Regions from separate parts of the Homo sapiens genome. Here region 2 is linked to region 1. The links are chromatin contacts, found by Hi-C in ENCODE. All regions are on one chromosome and are shown on one strand. The core of a region is the stretch at or near the end of the contact, and the rest is flanking DNA. Distances in the headings are between cores, read along the strand shown.

Region 1 (7,626 bases), core at 2,916-5,415:
GTCTCTGGATTTCCACTTATTCATTGACATCAAATGAAGTATTACTGTGGGATCTTATGTAAGGTCATAAAAAGACAGACGTTTTACTTCCTGGAAAGGTAAATTGTTATTCCCTCAAAGTTAAGGAAGAAAACTTATAAGCAGGGAAACCAAAGGGGGCTGAGTGCTGACCTTGGGAGCAGATGCAGCTCCAGCACTGAAAGAAAACATCATTAAAGGAAAGAGGCTCAAAGGCACGGAGCCCGCAGACAACTCTCTGCGCGCCCTGCCTGTCCAGAACCTGCTGATCCCGGTCAGGATAGCGGAGGAGGGGCCAACAGAGTGCTTCCCGTGGCTTTTGTGCGTTAGCTGCCATCTGGCATTTATCTTAGAGACAGAGTGGTCAATAATTTAAAAAGTGCAAATGACTTCTATCCACTTGTAAGATGTTACAAAGGCAGAGATTTGGTTCAAAGTTGCTGCATTAAAAAATGTCTGTCTTCATGAAGACAAGCGATTTCACATCTCTTAGAAAGAATGACAATGGTTTTCTTATCACTACCATATTACATCAATGTAGAGCCTTTGAGTCCTTAATAATGGAACACTTAGGTATTTTGCCATTATCAAAAGATAAAATTTAGCCTTTCAGAGGGAATTTTGATACCATACTATATTTTATAATGATGTAGAAAGTGATGGATTTTAATTACCAGTTTTATCTTCAGAGTGCTATAACTTATATTTGTAATTGTAGTTTGGAAGTTCCCAATGTCATTATATTTTTTTTGAAAGAGAAATGATGGCATCTTGAATTAAGCCCACAGTTTACTCAATCTAATCTTACTTAAAATGACTCCACGATGCAAATGTACTTCCCCAGTTCAGTCAAATCAGCTCCTCCTTCCCTGTGTCACTGATTTCCCTAACCCCTGCCACTAACATCCACAGACAAAGGCATTTTTACAGACAACTGGAGACTGTATTGTCCTTCCCATCTCTCTTCTTCAGACGGACCTTTGTATTCATCAGAAAATGAAGTCCAAATGAACAAATTTGATCATTTCTTTCTCACTTGATGGGACAAAAGGGAGACTTTCCTGACTTCTAAACAATAAGACTTCTGGCAAAAATCTCTTTTTTTCCCATCTGTGGCCACAGGAGTTGTAGGTGATTCATAAATGCACTGCCCCAAGTGGGTCACAATAAACCAAGCTCATGTAAACCAGATTTGCAAATAAACACTGAGTATTCACCAGCCCATAAAAATGGTCTGGTCAGCTCACACTGCAGAAACCAAACATTGCATTCTGGTGAGTGATAAAATAGAAAAAACTAACACATTTCGGGAATTCTCTGATGCCAGTTGTTCGTGACTATAGATGTGTAGTTATCTGTAAGATTAATTGCCAAGGAATATTTTCAGTAACCATGCTGGTGGTTCTCACAAAAAACATTGGTAAAAGTAAATTTGCTACCTAAACAAAAATATCCAGCTATATTTCAGAAGGAGTAAAGGTCATGTCATATTGACAGAAAATCTTTGTAGATATTAAGACTAAACTGGGCAAAGAGAGCTAAACGCCAACCACACAGTTTGAACTGTGAATAACATTTGTATGTTTGAAATCAACATAGGAAGTCTTGAGATACCAGATTTGTGGGACAAAAATCAGTGAGAAAAAAATTATACTCTCAGCCAACGAGAACGTACGTTATCAACAACAAAAACAATTAGAACAACAAATAAATGAACAAAAAACCCAAAGGCATTCTCAAAGTGTATTGCTTTGCCAGTTAGAAGTTGCAGGCATGTGTTTTGAATTTTCTGTTGTTTTATTTGTAGAAAGATTTGGAAGCAGGATTGTTTTATTGAAATATAACGCCAGATTGAGAAAAGCCCATTTCAAAAGGGAATCATTAGTTGGAAGGAAGGGCTTCGTCCAGTCAGTGTTTGGGTCGCCAGATCTGGAGGGTGAGTAATGGACATCCTGAATGTAACTGGAGAATTCTGGGCAACTCAGCAACTCGGGCAAGGTCACTGGGGTGCAAATGTCAAGGGCCGGTGGGGCAAGGACTCAAGGACTCTTAGAGCTCTGAGTTCCTACATTTCCCAGGAGGCCTGTGATGACCCCAGTGCATACGTGATCCAGATCCTGAAGCATTTGCTCCTGGGTGGGGAAATACTGCAAATGCAAACTTGACAATAAGTTTTCCTTTCTGAATCATGAAAAGCTAATTCAAACCAACCACTACAACAAAGCATTGAAATGTTCTCAATGGTATATCTGGCTGGCCAGGGGCCTGGCTGAGGAAGTCACCTCCGCTCCCAGGACTGCATTTGTCCGGGATCCATGCCTCCCGGGAGGATATTGTGAAGGATTCACATCCGCCCTCCCCTCCAGATCCAGGCAGGAGTGCACAGGGACTGTGGGAAGTGTGTCACTCTGGCAGAGTCGGGGCTCTTGAGTCAGCATCTTACACACAGCAGGACATCAACAAATACTTGACAAATGAGAGAATGGTGTGGCAGTTGAGGATCTCTGCTCTTCAAGGCACAGCCCAAGCTCTACACACACAGAACTACCTGCACTTGCCCTGGTTGGCCCCACTGTCCCTTTGTGCCCTGAGCTGTTGCTGTTCTGTATACTGGAAATATCCATCCTCTTCCACCCCTGGCAAACCACTATTCCACGGCAACCTTGTCTTCAAAGCCTCCTAGTTGGCTGCTTTCCTCCACCCCAACATATCTGGCCCATGACCCTCTTACAGCCCGTTTTACAGACCCCAAGGATTTGAGTACCTTGCTCACTAGTCTAAGCTTCCTGGGAGTGCAGCTGCATCTTATTTATAGAGTTTAGATTTACTAGGAGCTCTGCATCTAGCATAGAACCACATATATTACATGGAATAGATTATAGGCTATGTTGGAGCATAACAGACCCTTGGGGTAGGTAGATCACTATCCTTATTTTACAGATGAGGCATAACAAGGTTGAGCAATTTGCAGAAGGTCCCTTGCTAGTAAGTGGTCTGTTCAATGCCTGTGGCTCCCCTAAAAGGCCCACATCCTTGTCTAAAACCTATGCACATGTTATCTGACATGGCAAAAGGGACTTTGAAGATGTGATTACTTTTAGGATCTTGAGGTGGGGAGATCACCCTGGACAATCTGGGTGAGCCTGATGGAATCAAAAGGGTCCTTATAAGAGGAAGGCAGGAGAGTCAGTGTCAGAGAAAGGGATGTGACTACAGAAGCAGAAGTCGGAGAGGGACAGAGACTTGCAGATGCTGTGCTGTTGGCCTCGAAGATGGAGGAAGGGGCCATGAGCCAAGGAATGCAAGTGGCCTCTAAAAGTTGGGAAAGGCAAGGAAACAGATGCTCCCCAGAGCCTCCCAAAGCAATGCTGCCTTGCCAGTATCTTGATTTCAGGATTTCTGACCTCCAGAACTGTAAAATGAAGCATTTATAAGCCATTAAGTTTGTGCTAATTTGTTACAGTAGCCATGGGAAACTCACACAGCGCCTGTAAACTGGAAACCAGGCGGAAACACCGACAAGGGGAGGAAGGAGCACACTGCACTCCCAAAGGAGGTGGTCAAAGGCCCATTCCAAGAGCTCCCTGGCATCAAGGGCCACAGTGGGTTGCAGCCTTCCCTGCTCTCTGCTCTCCCAAGGAAGTCTGTATAATGATCTGAAGAACTGAGGAGGGGCGGGCAGGACAGACCAAAACCCAGGAAGTCACAAGCCCGAGGTGGCTTCCCAAGCCTGGTCTCTGTGCTGTGGCTTTCAGGAACCCTGAGCCAAAGATAAAGCCTCTTCACCAAAACTTTACATTTGTTACCAACAGTCCTGATGCCATGGATGTTCCATGCTGTGTGCAGTGGCCACACACGACACCACCCACCACCACCCCAGCAAAGGCCTCCTGGTTACCAGGGAGAGAGTGGGTGGGAGAGAGTAGAGCTAAGCCAGGAGCTCCCAGGGAAGCCCCCTCCTTAGGAAGAGGACGTGGCTACCTGGGTGCTCAGACCTCCAGCCTCCCCCTCCATCATGGGGATGATGAGAGCCCAAGCAGGTGACTTCCTATTGCTCTTGCTTTTGAAAAGCTCAGTCTGTGGGTCAGGTTGTCAGTCTGTCTGCCTGTCTGGTTCTCTCTCTGGTCAGGCAGCTACAGAAGGACTAGACTGATGAGATAATAAATACCAGCTTTGGTCACCATGAATCAGAGGCACACAGCCAGCTGAGTCACACAATGGGGGTGGCTCAGACAGCACTGTCGAGTTCCCTCTGACCTCACTCTGGAAACGGGGCCAGCTGTTCGAATACGGCAGGGCATTAAGGAACACATTTCACTCCCAAAGCTCCAAGTGTTGTGTGTGCTCTGGCCACAAAATGCTTTTTGGAAAGGAGCTTCATCACAGCCCTTGTAACTCAAGAAAAGGAGACTGCTGATTCTGGAGAAAGGCTGGGACGGGGACGGCACTAGGGATGCCTGAAGCCATGAAGATTTGGCCTGCAGCAGTAGCCGCAGTCCCAAAGTGACCTCAGTTGGCTAAAAGCTGCCTGAAGTCACTAAACCATGTCAAGCCCAAACACCATTCAATGTGTATAGCGAGTACTGGCTTAGTCCTTGTCATTGCAACAGGGTGTCCCCCACTGCTCCTGCCCCCTGCTTTGCCCAGGGTGCCCCAAGGCCCAGCAGGCGATGATGCCAGGACTGAGGGCTGCTCAGGGTCCAAGGATGAAGTACTAAGGGCCCGGGAACTGCAGGCCTCCCCATCCCACCTGCCCACGCGCATCCCTGAGTGCTGAGGAGCATCAGAACAACTCCTCAGAGGCCGAGCTAAAGAGGCCTGCGCTCGTCCCTCCTTGCTACCAAGCTGCCCTTTCTTTTCCCCCCCAGAAAGCTCCAAGTACAGAGGACATCGCTGGCTGGCAGGGGACATGGGCCTCCCAGCAGGACCCAGCTCCGAGAGACATCCATCTTGTTTTCCATGCCTGGGCGTGGCTTTTACATTCCATTGAAAACCCAGGCTTCGAGGTTTAGTCATCAATTTCTGTTCCACTTTATTTCCCTCATCACTCCTAAAACCAAAGCCTCACAACAAAAGTCTGACAAAGGTCCTATCAGGTTTCCCTCCCGCTAGAGATCCTGCCTGATTCTGCTTGGCTTTCAGCCTGGGCCTGGCCGACCACAAGAGGCCTTGCCAGAGCTGGGGTCTCTGGCCTGGGCTGAGGTCATTTCTGCAGCCAGCAGGAGGAGGGAGTGACAAAGGACTCAACCACATTATCATAAGGGAAAGAGAACTGCAGGACAGGGTGGGGCCTGCACTTGTGGATTTCACGGTTGGACTCCTGGGAGCTGGACACAGGCATTGAATCTCAAATGGTTCTGGGGTGACGGGGCCTTGGAGTCCAGGGCTGCCCAATGAGGCCTTGGATCTCTGACCCCAGAAGGTGGGGCATGGAGGAGAGACACGCAGGGGATGGATTCTTCCCTTTTGCATCTGAGCTTCTGCTTCATTTTGGAGCTTTGGTGGAGCTTTAGAGCAACACCTCCCTCTTCAGGGTGACTGTGCATTGTGGGAGTAACACATGGGCATTGGGTCACAGTAACCCAGGTTCAAATCCTAGCCCGGAGACCTGGGGAAACTGACATTTGGTCTCAGAGTTTGAGCATCATCTTCTGTAAAGCTTCATAGTCCCCACTTCAGGGGCTTGTTGGAGGGTCAGAAGAGACAAAGTGTGCCAAGTGCCCAGCCTGAACTGGTGAAATGGTGAACTGATGGTCTCTTGTTTGACGCAACCACCCCACTTTCCCATTTGAGAGCCACTCACTGCTGCTCTCAGGCCTTCTGATTACAGACACACTCATGCTTCAAGTCTGATCAGGGCCTTCCCCATGGAGCCCTGGGCCCCTCACTTGGTTGGGGTCCTCTTATGAGTACAAAGGGGCATTACTAAAATCTCAGTGGTGGTGGGAAAGTTCTGTCTGTCTGTCCAACTACGTGCTATGCTATCTGAGGGCAGGAGTCATGGTGGATTCATCCCTGCCATCCCTCGGGGCACGCAGTAGGTGCTCCTGCAGCTCCCGTATCTCCCGGGGCACACAGGTGCTCCTGCATCTTCTGTATCCCCCGGGGCGCACAGTAGGTGCTCCTGCAGCTCCTGTTGGACCGCACTGAGCTTCTTAAGGCCAGGCTCCAGGCAGTGTCCATTTCTGTGCACCCCATGCCCAGTGCGGCCTCAGACCCTCCCTGGGAGTCAATCACTCCCGACTGAACACACCGGATGCTGTGTGGACAGCGCCCGCCAGGAGTGGGGGCTAACCAAAACAGAGCACATGCCCCCAGTCCCACAGCCCAGGTCTGCCAGTGCCTCTCCTGATGCCGAGCTTGTGGCGGCCACGTACCTGGTCCCCAGAGCGTGACACACTGCTGCTCGTGAGTCTGGCAGATGCCATTGTAGCAGTAGCCGTCCACATCCTGACATGAGTGCCCATCGTGCAGGTACACGTTGGCTGGGCAGTGAGGGCTGGCCCCTGTGCAGAACTCTGGGAGGTCACAGGAGTTGCTGGAGTCCCTGCACGCTGTTCCTGCAGGCTTCAGCTGGAAGGAGAGGGCCATTTATGACACATGCACCCGGGGAAAGGGAGAGGCAGCTCTCAGCATTACTCCTGGGCTGGAGTGGACAAGGCCATAAGTCCCACATAAGGGGTGAGGATTTCAAAGGAAGTTGCTTCTAATGTAGAGATACCTCATTAAATCATCAGATTCTCGTTCTGGGGTTCACTGTTCCACTCTAAAGTGGGTGGGACAACCAAGAGCAGCCTCTGGTTAATGTCATGCAACATCAGGGTTCTCCAAGAAACACACAAGCTGGCTGCTGGCACTTGGCACCTCAGAGGAAGAAGAAGGAGGGAAGCGTTGGCTGCTGGCCTGGTTGATTCTTAAGAAAAAGGTCTCTGGGTGTCAACACTATGACACATTTCAAGGGGACATTTGCATTTATGGTGTTGGCATGTGTGGGCAAGTTAATAAAAATAACTTTAAGGTCACAATCACGATAGCAATTTTAGTCAGTCGTCAAATCATAGAACTGGAACTCTCTCTTTACTGCTTTATGGGAAGAACAGGAGAAGAACAAGGGAGAGGTAAAGGATGTTAGAAGCCATCTGACCAATGGCTCAGCTTTTTGTGGTTGAAGAAATTAAGGCTCAGAGTAGCCCGTCTGAGGCTACACAGCTAGGGAACCCTGCGAGTCCTGGGCTTAGTTCCCTGCATACTCCTCAAACGCAAAGAGATAAGACCCCTGCCAACTTCTAGAAGATCTGGAAGTCGAAAGCAATTGTTAAAAAGTCATAACCTAAAAGTGAACCACAATCAGGCATTGCCCTGTGGTCCTCCCTCCCCTTACTTGGGCATCCCCTGGGCACAGGCTCAGACTTGCTTCCCCCTTCCCCCGACTCCCTTCCAGGCACCTTCCTTCACCAGTTACTGGGAGCCAGGGAGAGCCAGCTGCTTATAACATTCCCCAGAAGTTAATCAGCATTAGGAAGAGGATGAAGGCTATTTTAAAGCCGAACATTAAATGTTATAATGCACTTCTAAATCACCGTGCTCACGTGGGGCAGCTAAGAGGGA
Region 2 (7,626 bases), core at 1,538-4,037, 840 kb after region 1:
CCACCTGGAGTTTTGTTTTGTTTGTTTTTGAGATGGAGTCTCACTCTGTCACCCAGGCAGGAGTGCAGCGGTGCGATCTTGCTTCACTGCAATCTCCACCTCCTGGGTTCAAACAATTCTCCTGCCTCAGCCTCCTGAGTAGCTGGGACTACAGGTATGCGCACCCACGCCCAGCTAATTTTTGTATTTTTAGTACAGACAGGGTTTCTACTAAAACCCTGGTTGGCCAGGCTGACCTCGAGCTCCTGACCTCAAGTGATCTGCCTGCCTCAGCCTCCCAAAATGCTGGCTGGGATTACAAGCATGGGCCACTGTGCCCGGCCCCACCTGGAGTTTTAAAATTCTGATTTATAAATTTATTATATGACAGTCTACCAAAAGTATGCAAATCCGGCACTACACTTATTTATGCATTCAGTGAGTCACCTTTATCTGAGTGCAAGTGGCAACTGTTCTAGAAAATGGGAACCATGAGGTTATCAAAGAACCTGGAGGTAGGGTCAGATGAGGAAGCACATCATTATGATGTCTTACACATGCAGTCATGTCTCCTCTTATAATCCTAAGACTCACCTGTGAGATTCCTATTACAGCCCCTAGTTTACATGTAGGAATATCAGAACCCCAAGGTTTAGAAACAGAACGGCCAGAAACAGGAGGAGGATGGCCATGCAGCTGGGCGTGGCAAGGCCAGGCCTCCCAAGTCTGCATGACTCTTAAGCTCCTGGCCATTCGTTACAGCACGCCATCTCCAATGCAGAATCACACCAACAGAACTGAAACTGCACATTAAAGAGAAGGCGAGTGTCACCAAAATCTGTTTCCCAGGCTTCTTTGCAGAATTCCAAATTCCTAGCACGACCAATAAGGCCCTTCTTCTACCTCTGCAGCCTCAATTTATGTCACTTTCCTGTTGTTCCCTATGCTTCGGCCATCCTGGCCTTTCTGTGCTCTGAAGGAGTGGTGCTCCTTCCTAAACCAGGGCCTTTTCACGTGCTGTTCCCACTCCAGTTCACCTAGCTGGTTTCTGCTTATCCTTAAAGTCTGGGTTTATCTTATTTCCTCAAGGGAGGCCTCCCTGCTCTGGAGCAGGTCAGGCCACCATGTCCTTTACCGTAGAGCACCCTACTTGTCCTGGACAGCACCTTCACAGATGCTTCTCCTTCAAGGGGTCAGAGTCACCAGGCCACCACTACAGCGCCTGAGCCCCGGAGGTTTCTGATTTCCACAGAAAGCTTCAAGTGCATGCTGTGTGTGAGTGAGCCTGGCCACTTCCTCTGTGGGACTTCAGTTCCTTATCAGTAAAACAGAGCCCGTGGCTTTCCATGAATGTGGGGTTGACTTACCAGAATGCTCAGGTCCCACGTTATCCTCTTGAACGCAGCAGCTTTCCTCTAACCCACGAAAATGGAAAAGCTCCTGTGCCATTCCCAAATACTTATTTAATCTGCATTCTGGGTGGCCCCTAGGGCAGGTGACGGGCATTCTCTACCGCAGGATGGTGCCCCACCTGGTCCTCCCCAGGCCCTGTGGCCATCCTGGCCACCTCCCTGTGGGCTCTCCCAGCCCTGCTGTTCAGCACTGTCCCTACCTCACAGAGGTAGGGACCTCTTTTTCTTACCTTCTTCCTTTTCTTACCTTCGTTCCTCCAATCCCTGACGGCCCCCAGACCTACTGTAGTTGTCTCTGTGTCTTCGGAGAGAAGACACCCCATTAATGTGCCATGAAACCAAATTTATTCCATTTAAAGGGCTGCCTTCATTCGGAGGCTTTGTCCATGTCTTGGTTTTAACCTCTCTTTTCTGAAATTACAGTAAAAATAAATAGGTGTGTGTTGCTTTAACTTTTCCCTTGGAGAAATCTGAAGCCCCCACCTTTTACTGTCATGGGAAACACCAGGGCCTGAGAAGAACTCCCACCTCGGGCGAGGATGCCGTTCCTGAGCCCCACGCGTGGCCTGGGCTTTCCTTTCCCTACTTCTCTCTTCCCCCGACTTCAGCAGATCCTGAGTCCCACAACTATTCTAGCATTAGCTTCTGCAAGCCCAGCTGGGCTGAGGTTTCTGCGGCTGCTTCCTCTTGGTCTCTCTGGAAAACTCCACTCATTCAGCACCCAAGCAAGAGGTCACCTGTCTGGAACGCACTCCCTCGGCAGCGCTGTGCCACCTCTTTCCACCCCATTTGAGTGGCCGGCACTTACCTGTGCTGTTTGTTACCTGACGTGTCCCTTCTCCCACCTACCAGGCAGTTGGTGCGGCGCTCCCAGCACACTCGGGCAATGAGTGGGCAGGCGCTCAGGTAACGTTTGTCGAATGAATGAATGAGCCACGTGCTCAGGAGGACCCTTTCCAGAGCCTCTGCTGGTTTGTTCTGCTCCGGGACTCTCCACCAGGGAGAAATCCGAGCTGGGGACCTCGCACCACCAGGCTCCGGCCTAAGCCCGCGCCTTGCAAGCCGCCCGTTTCCTACCTCCCGTAGAAACCCCCCGTCCGTCCCGCCCCCCTAAGGGCGCACCCCTCTCACGGCGTGAGCGCCAGCCCCGGGAGCTCCAGGAACTCAGGAGAACCCCGCGGGGGTGCCCGGGTGCGGAGCGCGGGGCTGGGCGCACTGGGACAGAGGAAGGGGAGCCCCGGCGACCGCGGGGTCGGGGCCCAGGGTCCGCGCCGAGGGCGGGCGCAGAGCCCGCGGCCGTCCCGCCTCCCGCCGGCGCTCCCGGCCTTTCCCATCCGGCCCGCGACGCTCCGCCCGCCCCGTCCCACATGACGCCGCCTCCGCCGCAAACTTTTTCCTCCCCATCCTGTCGCGGCTCGAAAGGAATGGAAAATGGCGGCCTAGACGCGGAGTTTCCTGCCCGACCCGCGGCGGCTCCGGCGGCGCCATGACGCGCTGGGTGCCCACCAAGCGCGAGGAGAAGTACGGCGTGGGTGAGCAGCGCCGCCGCCGCCGCGCCTCTCGCCCCAAGCCCAGGCTCCGGCGGGGCGGGTGTGCCGGGCGCCTGTTGCCGCCGCCCCGAGCGGCCGCCGGGCCGGGGAGAGGCGCTTCCGCCCGCGCCCGCGCCGCCGCCCCGCTCGCAATGCCCGGCGACCCCGGCCGCCCCGCGCCCCCGGCGGCGTCAGCTCCAGCCCCGGGGATGCGGGTCGGGAACACGAGGGGGTGGGGTGGGAATGGGGGCGGGCGCGTCCCTCCCTAGGGTGTCCCCTCCGACGCCCGCTCCTCTGGACCTCTGCCGTGGAGCCCCCCGGGCTACCCCCAACTCCCCGGCCCCGGCCGCTGCTATCTGCGCGGCTGGGCCCGTCAGGGAAGCCCAGGGGTCACTGTCTCGCGGCGGCTTCTGCTTCTTGGATGAACTTGCGTCCCGCGTCCGGGCTCTGGGTGGGCGGGCTCAGGTCGGCGCGGTCCCAGCGGATAATTCCGCCCTTTCCCGGCGGGGAGGAGGGGGCGCGACCTGGGTGGCCAGCGCCCCTTGCCCCTCGGCGGTCTCGCTGGGGACCGTGTGGGACCTTGGAGAGAAGGCGAGCGGCCGAGCGCCCCAGTGGCCCCAGGCCTGGAGACCCTTCCGGGAGAGCGGGGGCCTGTTTTTGCTCCGCGGCTCTTTGTCGCTTCCGAGGGGGGATGGAAGGAGTCGGGTTGCAAGTTTACATTTCGGACCCGAGTGCGCATTCCTGAGAGGGAGGCTTTCCCTTGCGGCTGAATAGACGGGCCCGTCCGCGTGGGACCCGCATCCTTGCGCCCCGGGGACCCGCAGCCGGTCGCCGAGGCCTGCGGACGCCCACCTCTTCGTGATCTGCGCGCCTGGTGTCGGGACTGGGCCGTGGCTACTCTCCTGCTCTCCCGGGTCCGGGATCTTCCCAGTTGGTTTTCGGGCTTGCTATTCCCCGTCCCACCATCCACAGACATCCTTGACCGCCTGCCTCATCCAGGCCACTCGACCCGACTGGGAAGACCTTTGGTGGTCTCGCCTCCCACAGCCCAGGCTGTGTCCTCCAAGGGCACCGTCTCAGCAGCAGCCCCGCGCCCATTCTGTGCCTGGCCCGTGCTGGACCTGCCCGACCCTCTGCTGGTGTGGTTCGAATCCTGGCTCTCTGACTTTTGGGAAGCGCCCTGGCAGCCCTTGTCCCCGGAGCGCTCTCCTTTCTGTGAACAGTTGCTTCTCTCTGCTGTCAATGACTTACAGTATGCCCTGACCACGGAGCCAGCTGGACAGTGGTCACGGGGACAGTCCTGGGACAGCCCTGGGTCCTACCGGGCCTGCACTTAGCTTGTTCCACATGCTGGGAGGCATAGGGGGCCTCCTTGCTTCAGGACCATTATGACTGAGCTTCCTCCCCATCTCCCCATTTTGCAGATGAGGAAACTGAGGCCCAGACACATTCACAAAAGTGCAGGAGAGCTCATCTGACTGCAGACTCAGTGTGTAACCTGCACCCTGTGCACCACCTAATGGATTCAGTCTGGGGCACTTGGCACGGGCCTTCAGTCTGCATCAGAGGCGAGAGGTTCGGGGTGGATATTCCACCTGAGAATGCTTGGGTTGTGGCGACAGTGGGGGTCCCTGCGGGGGTAGTGTGTAGAGGAGAGAGCTGAGGACTGACTCCCAGGGAACCTAGCACCAGCACACGCAGAGAGAGAGGAAGAGGTGGATAGGCAGGAGAGGCAGGAGGCTGGCAGAGGAGCAGGCATCCCATAGCCCTGGCCCTGCTGAGGAAGCAACTTAGGTGCCCATGGCCAGGGTGCAGTAGTGGCCATTGGGGGTGTAGTGGGGGCCATCGGGGTGCAGTGGGGGCCATCACTGCTCCCATTCTACAGAGGCAAGGAAGAGGTGGATTGCTTGCCTGAGGTCACATCACCAGTAAGTGGTGCCTCCTGGGTGTGAAGTGTGGCCGCCCTGGGTTCAGCTGCCACAGTGTCCTGTGCTTGCCTGCAGATGGGGAGGGCTTCTCTTTGGGACGCCACATTTTAAGAGACCTTGTTACCCTTCGTCTGCCCCCAGAGAGACCTGGATGGTGTCAGTTAGGATCCTATAGTGTAGCTGGATGGTCTGGAGAAGACTGAAAAGAATGTTCGTAGATGGGAGAACGGGGTCTCCTTGCTGGGGAGGAGGCTGAGGGCCAGAACAGGGCGGTGCGCTTGAGTCTCACACCTTCCAGAAGCTTCACCAGCGCTCATGGTGGTGACTTCTAACATCACACCTCTTGCTAATACTTTGGTTTTAAGAAAACTCCATGTTTGATTATTAAGAAAAAATAAATTTAAAAAAGTTAAAAAAAGAAAAAATAGAAAACTGTTGGAAAATTTTAAAAGGCGAAAAGTATCTGGGATGGTTTTGCCAGGAAATGCTAGGAAAGATGTGAAGGGCTGAAGGTAGAGAAGAGAGTGGCTGCTGTGCTTCCTCTCACTGGGTGCAGATGACAGCTTGCTGGGTAGACAGTAATGAGACAGCACCACTCCATCGGCATCCAGAGGCACTTTAACCAGAGTCCCCCATCAGGGAGGGTGGGAGGGGAGCTGAGCATGAGCGCAATGGGGCCATCCCAGGCTCCCCACTTGTCTGCAAGTGTGCAGTGGGAGGATTTTAGTGGTTCTCACGAAGGATGCTGACTGGGAAGGATGTAGGTGCTGGGATGTAGGGATTTATTGCCAGTAGGTGATTGGCTGTTTCCACCTAAGGGAAAATTACTGGAGGACCCCTCCACCATCCTTACCAACTCCAGCATTTTTCGGAGCTTAACAACAGGGCTGTGTTTCCCTGGAGGCGCTCTGGTGGCTCTGTGGGTGGACCACACTTCCACTCTGGCCACTTGGCCCATGAACGAATCACGAGGGGTAAGAAAATGATAAAACTCCATCTCATTTGGAAACATGAATCACAGCTTATTGTTTGCAAGTACTTGGAATCTGTTAGAAGCATTGTTTGTAAATGAGATACTTCAGTTGTATATTTATTTTGTAAAATTGGGAAAGGAGTAAACAGCTGATCTGGGGTTCCTTCTGCAAAGGCAGGAAATGCTGGTTCCTCCCAATTCATTCCACTGGGGGCTGCCTGTGAAATTTACCAGCCCGCGTTTCCCCCTTGGTTTTGAGTTGGTGGGTCATGTTTACGGGCCTGGCATATTAACAGGCATAAACCTTGACTCAGCTGTCACACTGGCCAGATGATCTTTTCTCTCACAGCCCAGTAGGCAGTTTTATGTCCCGACGTCAATAAAATTATGTTGCCATGGATCCTGTTCCTAAGATTAGGTGAAAAGATGCAGTATGTTCTAGAATCACACGTGAGGACCATGTGCTCACTCACTCACATCTCAACAATGGTGTTGAAGGCAGAATAATGGTCCCCAAAAAGGTCCACGCCCTAATCCCCAGACTCTGTGAATTCAATATGTTACATGGCAAAAGGGACTTGGCAGATGTGATTCAGGTTACTTGGAATTCGTAGATGGGAGATTATTCAGGACCATCCACGTGGGCACAGAGAACTTTGGCTGTCAAAGTTGTGAAACAGGCAGTCAGAAGATCCTATGTTTGGAAGCACAGTTGCTGGCCCTGAGATGTAGGGGCTCACTTGCAAGGACCAGAGAGAGGCCTCAGGGAGCTACGGGAGGCCCCTAGCTAATGATCGGCAGTTACAAAGAATTGGATCCTGCCAACACCCTGAATGAGCTTGGAAACAGATTTCCTCCCCAGGGCCTCCTGCTAAGAGCCCAGCCAGCCAACACCTTGATTTTGAGACCCTGAGCTGCTGGGCGTGTGGCCTGTGGAACTGAGATAATACATTTGTGTGGTTTTAAGCTGGCTGGGTTGTGGGAATTTGTTACGGCAGCAGTGGAAAACTAATACAGATGATGGGAGAGAAGCTTGCAGGGTGAGGCTCTCTTGCACCCTTGAGATCTGTTACTAAGTTCATTGAAGGTAGTGAACCCAAGTGTGCTCTTCACTTTGGCCACTTCCAAGTGCAGCTCTCAAATGGGATGGGGCATTGGCACTGCTCTTACTCATAATGGGACCCTTGAGCAAATTACTCATACTTTCTTAGCCTTGGTTTTCTCATCTGTGAAGTGGAACCAAGCCTGCTTGCTGCCGAGTCGTGAGGACTCGCTGAGATGATGTTGGCAGAGAATTTAGCCCTGCGTTTAAGATATGCCAAGTACTCAACGAAGCGTTGCTTTTGTTAACTTTTTATTTAATAAAGCATAAAGTTTAGAAACATAGTGACAAGTGACTTCTGTGTGCGGTTAACGGGTTGCTGGAAAAATGCCTTTCTTCAAAAGTTGGTTTCTTGATAGTGTGTTTTGCTTCCTAATTGGGGTAGAAGTCACATTTGCTCAGTGTGAGGAGCCTGACTTGCGTGCCTTCACATTAGCTCTAAGCAATGATAATTGCTAGGAATAGTGTGATATCCAAATAAATTTGGGAGCGTGGGAGTTGATGAGAGATCTCTTTTGTTATCTAGAGTAGCAAGCAAGCTGCTACTTTGGGGAAGAAAAATTAGATTTGATCATAAGTAAATAGAAATGCAGGCATTTTCATTCACTGGAATTGCAGCAAAACCAAATCAGGGCATATTATATTTCTACAAACCTGATTTTACTTTGGAAACATAAGAAATTTAAATTTATTTCTATGCCAT

The links. Hi-C counts contacts between places; a loop is a spot of excess contacts on that map. Pooled maps may share reads with other maps.
Region 2: a loop to region 1 is called in a map of PC-9, with 10 times the contacts of the local background. The contact joins the promoter of DOCK1 here to the enhancer-like site in region 1. A Hi-C loop is called at or near these places in 2 of 168 maps with a recorded cell type or tissue (PC-9 and endothelial cell of umbilical vein) and 1 of 50 pooled maps.

The regions. Positions count from the first base shown.
Region 1 is chr10:126,058,411-126,066,036 of GRCh38, forward strand. It overlaps ADAM12 (ADAM metallopeptidase domain 12), which reads right to left. Exons shown (of 23, transcript NM_001288973.2): 14 at 6,396-6,591. Among named protein-coding and RNA genes, the nearest start is that of FANK1-AS1, 89 kb to the left of the region's middle. Within about 2 kb of position 4,166, at least 13 of the 41 ENCODE cell types and tissues checked have a DNase peak (open chromatin) inside an H3K27ac peak, as active enhancers do; they include PC-9 and endothelial cell of umbilical vein, where a contact is called at or near this core.
Region 2 is chr10:126,902,641-126,910,266 of GRCh38, forward strand. DOCK1 (dedicator of cytokinesis 1) reads left to right here and starts at 2,788. Exons shown (of 52, transcript NM_001290223.2): 1 at 2,788-2,923. The coding sequence starts at 2,878. LOC105378550 (a long non-coding RNA gene) reads right to left here and starts at 2,738. Exons shown (of 2, transcript XR_946449.3): 1 at 1,920-2,738; 2 at 1-1,802. It overlaps LOC124900289 (a long non-coding RNA gene), which reads left to right and starts at 3,091. Exons shown (of 2, transcript XR_007062336.1): 1 at 3,091-7,626. RefSeq lists an enhancer at 3,809-4,557.